Regions from separate parts of the Homo sapiens genome. Here all the other regions are linked to region 3. A link is an interaction called in ENCODE POLR2A ChIA-PET data of the cell type or tissue named here. Cell type or tissue: OCI-LY7. All regions are shown on one strand.

The links. ChIA-PET counts read pairs that join two places held together with the same protein. Peaks named below come from ENCODE experiments on the same cell type or tissue, not always from the same donor. Only the 100,000 strongest peaks of a DNase experiment are listed, where the experiment ranks them.
Region 1: POLR2A ChIA-PET joins it to region 3 with 5 read pairs; 1 of 35 experiments calls an interaction of 5 or more read pairs at or near these places.
Region 2: POLR2A ChIA-PET joins it to region 3 with 5 read pairs; 3 of 35 experiments call an interaction of 5 or more read pairs at or near these places.

What each region holds. Positions count from the first base shown.
Region 1 is chr14:24,671,832-24,674,331 of GRCh38, forward strand. No RefSeq gene overlaps it. Among named protein-coding and RNA genes, the nearest start is that of GZMB, 39 kb to the left of the region's middle. RefSeq lists enhancers at 1,210-1,259, 1,499-2,500, 1,590-1,639. In OCI-LY7, no CTCF peak of the experiment used is centred here; DNase peaks (open chromatin) are centred at 1,390 and 1,870; H3K4me3 peaks cover 1,179 bases; H3K27ac peaks cover 1,228 bases.
Region 2 is chr14:23,781,997-23,784,496 of GRCh38, forward strand. No RefSeq gene overlaps it. Among named protein-coding and RNA genes, the nearest start is that of LINC00596, 120 kb to the right of the region's middle. In OCI-LY7, no CTCF peak of the experiment used is centred here; no DNase peak of the experiment used is centred here.
Region 3 is chr14:23,703,930-23,706,429 of GRCh38, forward strand. LOC105370410 (a long non-coding RNA gene) reads left to right here. Exons shown (of 4, transcript XR_943617.3): 4 at 1-468. The region is part of intron 2 of LOC105370409 (a long non-coding RNA gene); the gene reads right to left. Among named protein-coding and RNA genes, the nearest start is that of DHRS2, 69 kb to the left of the region's middle. In OCI-LY7, no CTCF peak of the experiment used is centred here; a DNase peak (open chromatin) is centred at 1,202.

The DNA.
Region 1 (2,500 bases), 970 kb after region 3:
TTTTTAGCTATTGTGTATAGTGCTGCTAATGTTGAGCAACTGTCAAACTCTTCATCATTTTACATTTACATTCTACCTTTTATATTCCTGCAGCAACGTACAAGGATTCTAATTTCTCCACATTCTTGCCAACACTTGCTTTCCTTTAAAACATTAATTTTTATTTTAGCTATCCTAGTAGGTATGAAATGGTATCTCATTGTGGTTCTGATTCCTGTTTCCCTAATGTCTAATGATATTGAACCTCCCTCTCCCTATCTGCTCATGTCTAGTCTTGTGACATTAGGAAGAGGCAAATTTATAGCTCATTTTAGAAACATAACTGAAGTTTGAGGCAATGCATTCTTGGATACCAACCTTAATCCTGGCTTCATTTATATTAGCACCCTTACTTCCCCTTTATTTTTAACTCTTCATTTAAAATTTTTATTTATTATGTGGTACAAAATTTTTGCAAGCTGCCTTTTTTATTTTTTAAAATCTAGAGTATAAGTAAATTTAAAAGTCCCATGTCATTTACCTCTTATCCTTTTTTAAAAAGCAAAACAAAACAACTTTTATTGTTTTCTTTAAACACACATAAACTAAATGTTTATTTTGGAAATTTACAAATTGGACTCAACACGTAAAAAAGTAAAAAGAGTAAAATAAAAATCTTCTATAAACACACCACTAACCATGGTTAGTATTTTGGCATTATTTTTTCAGTCTTTACCTATATACCTATATATCATCTCTCTAGTCACACTACTTTTTAAAAATGAGATTATATTATACATTCTTTTTTCATAACATACTATTTTCATCTAACAATATATCATGATCATTTTACCTCATAATTAACTATGCTGCCATGGTTGTAAATTTTTAAACTTTGATTTGCATTATCACTGGAGTTACCTATTAAAATAAAGATTCCAAGTCTACTCCCAGTGCTTCTGACTCCGTCATTGGGATCCACATCCAGAAATCTGTATTTTTTACAGGCTTCTGAGCGATTCTAATATGGGCCATCTTGGGCTCTTTGAGATTACTTCCACACTACTAATTTCAACTATTGCTGAATTTTTCATTGTGTGGATACAGCACTATTTATTCAACCAGTTACTTATTTGGGGTCATTTAGATTATTGGTATTTTTCATTATTTTATTCATCTGCTGAAAAAATCCTTATTCCTACAACTTTGCTGTCATCCATGACTGAGCATTTGTTGCTTATACCCAAACTGTGTGGTATGTTACAGTGATGGGGCTTGGTGAGTGCTCTTCTCATCATTGAATGGGGATTGAGATGCAGATGCTGGAGAAAGCCTCTCAAAAAGCCACATCAGGCCCTGAAATGTGATTGAGAGGACTTAGGGTTTCACAGGAGAAGTGGAAAGGGGAAGCAGCTCAGTGTGTGAGGAAGTGAGATTCAAATTCCGTGTGCTTGAACCTGGAAGCCAAAAGAGCTTATACACCTGGGGCCCAGCCAGCAGTCGCTTATTTCTCTAGAAACTAAGAGAGGGACTAAAATACTCCCTTTTGTTGAAAATTTCAAAGTGGGGGCATCAGCCTTGGGTCAAAAAGAAGGAATAATGGGAGGAGAGAGAGCAGAATGAGACAGCACAGCTTTCTGTCCCAGCACAGCTCATGAAAGAGAGGCCATGCAAAATGAAAGCATTCTTTGCACTAAAAATTTCTGAGAGACACCAAGGCACAAATAGAGTTGCTTTGGTGTTGAAATGTCAAAAGAGGTGTAGCCACCATTTAGGGATGTGACACATTGAGGTTTGGATGCTTTAAAGAACTTCAAAGAAAACGCAGCATCTTTTTGGGTCTTGATGGCCGGTGCCCTTTCAAAGAACATTAGAGAAGATGATGGCTCAGTGGTGTCACCACAGATAGTGCTGAAGTGCTTTGATGTAGCTTTGCGGGCTGTATCAGTCTCAGCAGGAAGAAGGATGAGTCAATGTCGAAGAAAGGAAAACCTAGTTCCGGGGACTGGCCAAGGACTTGCGTGTGAGAACTTGCGATGCATCTCCTTTGAGGGACTTTCAGGAATTATGTGGAAGGAGGGAAAAGGTGAGGATGTGAGTAGTGTACCTGGAATCCCAAAATTCTACATTAGGAATGGAGACAAAAGGCAGAAAAATTCAGGTCACTCATGGACCAGAGCTACAAGGGAAGTGCCCACCTAAGAAGTTGTAGAGGGCGGTGTGTGCTGGAAAGGATTGCTCATGTCCATGTGGGGTGTGTGATTACAGGAGTGGGTGAGGGAAAGGGTATCCTCTGAATCATTTATCAGAAGCCCCTCAGGGGCGACCAGAACCCCTAGGTTATTTCTTAGCAAACTCAGCCTCTTTTCTCATTTTGAGGTGGGTGAGGAAAACTAATTTTCCTCTCCGCCCCCATTTCTCCTGCTCCCCACCCTAAGCTCACTGAGAGTGAATGTTTGCCCCTGAAATAGAATCAGTTCTAAGAAAACTCCCTCGACATCCTGCTCCATGTCAAAATAAA
Region 2 (2,500 bases), 78 kb after region 3:
CAATGAAATCTACTCTAGCTACTAGAAGTGTTAAGTGAGTTTACTAAGGTTGCATACTGATACAAGGTTTCTAAGGTTGCATATTGATACAACATCAATATACAAAAATCAATTGCATTTCCATACACTAGCAATGAACAATCAAAAGTTAAAAATTTCTAAAAACCACTTAAAATAGCATAAAAGTATTAAGTATTTGGGAATAAATCTGACAAATATGTACAAGACTCATACACTGAAAACTCCAAAACATTACTGAGATAAACTAAATAAGACGTAAATAAATGAAAAGTATCACGTTTATGAATTGGAAGGCTCAATATCCTTAAAATATCATTTCTCCCCAAATTGGCCTATAGAGTCAATGTAGTCCAATAAAGAACCCAACTGCCTTTTTTGGTGGAAATTGAAAAGCTGATTCTAAAATCCATATGGAAATGCAAATGACTAGAATATCCAAAACAACTTTATAAATGAAGAACAAAATTGGCAGACTAACACTACCTGATTCCAAGACATACATAAAGCTACAGTAATTAATACAGTGTTGTGTTGGTGTAAAGACAGACAAATAGATTAATGGAACATAGTAGAGTCTAGAAAGAGACTGACATATATATATATATACACACACACACATATATACACATATGTATATACACACATATATATTTATATATACATGTATATATATAAATCATGTGATATATAAATATAAACTGATTTTCTGATTTTGCCAAAGGTGTAAAGGCAACAGAGAGAAGAAAGAATTGCCTTTTCAGTAAATGTTGGGAACAACTGGCTAAGTATATGTAAAAAAAAGAAAAGAAAAACTTCAATCCACACTTTATACTATGTACAAATATCAACTCAAAATGGATCATAGGCCTAAATGTAGAACCTAATACTATATAATTCTAGGGGAAAAAATGTAAGAAAAAAATCTCTGATCTTGGGATAGACAAAGATTTCTTAGATACATGTCCCATGTGCCTACCATAAGCATCTCTTCTGAGAAGCCCTTTCATGCTTGAACAGTTTGCTTTTTTCTTTTCATTCTTCCTTAGTGCTTTATACATGATAATCATTAAATTATATTGTAAGTGTGTTTATATTTCTCTATTCCACTGAGTATCCCTGGAGTAGAAAACATGTTTTAATCCTTTTAATATTCTCCAAGTCCAATAAATGTTAATTACATGATATCTTCAACACCAAAATTAATCAGAGAGCCTCCCAGAATATTTCCCCCATGTCTCACTGGCCATAGGGTTGCCCCTACGCAAATCATTAGTAAAGATTAATGGGATTACTATTATTTCCTTGGACGAATTATGTTTTGCTCTTTGGCGATGGGCTTATTTTCTCTAAGGAGCTTTGGCTATTGGGTAGTCTGGATGCAGAGCCTGCCACGGGGAACCTAACGGAAGTGTGATGGGAAAGCTGGTGACACTAACCAGGCTGCTTAATTTTCCACTGTGAAGGTATAATTGACAAACAATCTTACCTTATGTTTAGATTTTGGAGGAATAAACTGTCAGATATCACTTTATTTGAAAATAAAAAGAATAACAGCCATACTGCAGTAGGAAGAGTGAAATCATTCATCTTAAACAGCAAGCCTTTGCACTGAGCTTTTTATAGCTTTTTAGATAATGTCTCTATAGAAAGAAACTCGGTAAGCTTTACTGCTGAATCATTTATATCAACTCACACAATTTTGAATATTCATTAATTTTCACAATAGCCACCAGTTTAGAACTTATGTTATACAAACATCTTCACAAAACTAACTCAAGCACAGATATCTTTATTGTAAATGTCAGAAACAAAAAAAAATCTAATTGGTGCTGTGGGTATTGAGAGTTTGTATTTTCTCTGTGGATGTAGGAGCTTACAGAAAATAGAGTGCAAGAAAAAAATGTGTAAATGTTGTTTCTAGCCTAACAAATCTGGCCAGCGAGCATTTCACTTCAAAAAAATTAGCTTCTTTTTTTAAAATTCATATTTTTGATATTTTGTACTTTTGTGTTTTTTTTTTTTTGTATTGCTACAGAGGATCTCTTATTTTTATCCCATGCTCTGAATCTCAGGCTCTACCTCAACCACATCAGGATATGGAAGCACTAGAAGCAACTGCTCAGGCAGAGTACACGAAGGGATAGTTCTCAGGTCTGGGGACAAGCCAACTGGGGGAAAAGGGGGAATCTGGAGCTTCATTTTCATCCCCTCATCCCAACCCTTCAATGATTTATGCCTTTAGAGGCCTGAGAAACTTTGTGGGTAATCTGCTTCAGTTGCTCTTCCCCTAATCCATTGTCAGAGGAAAATCTCCCAGCTCCAAGACCAAACTACCTAGCTACCAAGTTCCCCTTAGATGAATCTAGAAACTTCCAGAAGGGTCAAAATTGCCATCAAATCTACCCTGGCTGGTCTGTGAGGTTTGATTAGCCCTCCTTCTTTTGACTGAGAAGAGACAGTAACCAAAATTGCTAACCTT
Region 3 (2,500 bases):
GAAGTTGCCAAAGAACTCACCTTGACATTTCTACAGTCATTTTGCATTTGAAGCAAATTGGAAAGTTGAAAAAGCTAGATAAGTGGGTGCCTCATGAGCTGACCAAAAATCCAAAAAACTTCATTTTGAAGTGTCATCCTCTCTTATTCTATGCAACAACATGAACCATTTCTCGATTGGATTGTGACGTGTGATGAAAAGTGGATTTTATATGACAACAAGTGATGACCAGCTCAGTGCCTGGACCAAGAAGAAGTTCCAAAGTACTTTCCAAAGCCAAACTTGCACACAAAAAAAGCATGGTCACTGTTTGGTGGTCTGCTGCTGGTCTGTTTTACTACAGATTTTTTTTTTTTGATGGAGTCTTGTTCTATCATCCAGGCTAAATGGGCTTCCAATGGAACCAAAAAAGAGCCTGCATTTCCAAGACAATCCTAAACCAAAAGAACAAAGCTGGAGGCATCACGCTACCTGACTTCAAATTATACTACAAGGCTACAGTAACCAAAACAGAGATATAGACGAACAGAACAGAACAGAGCCCTCAGAAATAATACCACACATCTCCAACCATCTGATCTTTGACAAACCTCACAAAAACAAGAAATGGGGAAAGGATTCCCTATTTAATAAACGGTGCTGGGAAAACTGGCCAGCCATATGTAGAAAGCTGAAACTGGATCCCTTCCTTACACCTTATACAAAAATTAATTCAAGATGGATTAAAGACTTAACTGTTAGACCTAAAACCATAAAAACCCTAGAAGAAAAATTTTGTGTTTTTTTAAAGCCAGTTACAAAAAAGGCAAAGAAAAACCTTTTGTAGTGTGATTGTTTTTTCTTATTGGAAGCCCGTTTAGATAATCTGGAAATTAAACTATTAAGTTTATGTCAGAGAAGACTACTGTTTAATTTTGACCTTCAAGATGAAACATTTTAGCATTAGGCTATAATAACAGAACAGGAGCTGACAAAGACTGAAGAAGTTACTATCTTAGGCCTTTTCCAGGGAAAGAAAGCTGAAGCTGTGGGACACAGCAAGTTGAACTTTTGAGATACGATTCTGAGAAGGTTTTTTATTGTTGTTGTTTTAAAGAAACATTTACAATTTTAAAAACTTATAACCAACTTAATTAAATACAAAATTTCTTTCATAAATTCCCTTTTATGAATCGTTTATGACTTACACAGACCATTTATGACATGCTTGGACTTTCTGACTTCTTCTAATCACCACTTTTTTAAAAAAACAACCAGTCATTTTATTTTAGAGTTTACTATAGAAGATTGTTTTTCTATAAATTTTTTATAACCTTCCTTACTAAAAATTCTGCTTTACCTTTTTTTAACTTTAAATGAGGTTTCAATGTTTACATTTTAGTTTGATTATAAACAATGAGTCTTATCTCAGCACCAGCAGCTTAGTAACAGCAGATTTAAAGCAGGTAGAAAAACAGAGGCAGAAAACTTTCAAAGACTTAACTCTATAGTGCAGGTTAACCATTTGAGCTTTGAGTTTTCCTGTTATAGTTTGCCAATCAGTTTGAAATGTGCACAAAAAGAGGCTGTAATAGGTAACCAGCTAGAGTTTTAAAGAGAACAACAAAATCAGGGGTTAGGATGTCAGAATCTGCCTTCTCCTTTTTAATGCTGGACCCCTGGATTGAACAGGAAAAAAAGAAAAAAAGAAAAGAGAGGAGTGGAGAGGAGAAGGTTAAGCTTTATAGGATGGCTTGTGAGCCTTCCAGCCACTGCACATTGTAGTTCAGGGCTAGCACCCCTCCCACCCTTGTTTTTCTTCCATCAGAGAGAGCCTTAGCACCCTAGACTGCAAAGTGTGGGATGAATTCTTCCCACCTCCGCAAGTCACGAGTTAAGGTGAGCTGTTTTCTTTTTTTTTTTTTTTTTTTTTTTTTGAGACGGAGTCTCGCTCTGTCGCCCAGCAGGCCGGACTGCAGACTGCAGTGGCGCAATCTCGGCTCACTGCAAGCTCCGCTTCCCGGGTTCACGCCATTCTCCTGCCTCAGCCTCCCGAGTAGCTGGGACTACAGGCGCCCGCCACCGCGCCCGGCTAATTTTTTGTATTTTTAGTAGAGACGGGGTTTCACCTTGTTAGCCAGGATGGTCTCGATCTCCTGACCTCATGATCCACCCGCCTCGGCCTCCCAAAGTGCTGGGATTACAGGCGTGAGCCACCGCGCCCGGCCAAGGTGAGCTGTTTTCAAAGATGAGAGCCCATTCAGCTGAAAGCCATTGAGGGTTGGGATTCTTTCGTGGGGGCCCTTTGGCTTTCAGGGCAGTTCCATTTCCAGTGGCCAAGCATGTAGCCAAGCAGGCAAGCTGTGTGAGGTTTTTCCCCATTAATCTCATTGAGGCAGTTTGTCTTTTAGTGGCCTGGCCCTCTGCACCAGTGGCAGTTATTTGGAGGAGTGTTTTTTTTTTTTTTTTTTTTTGAGACGGAGTCTCGCTCTGTCGCCCAGGCTGGAGTGCAGTGGCGGGA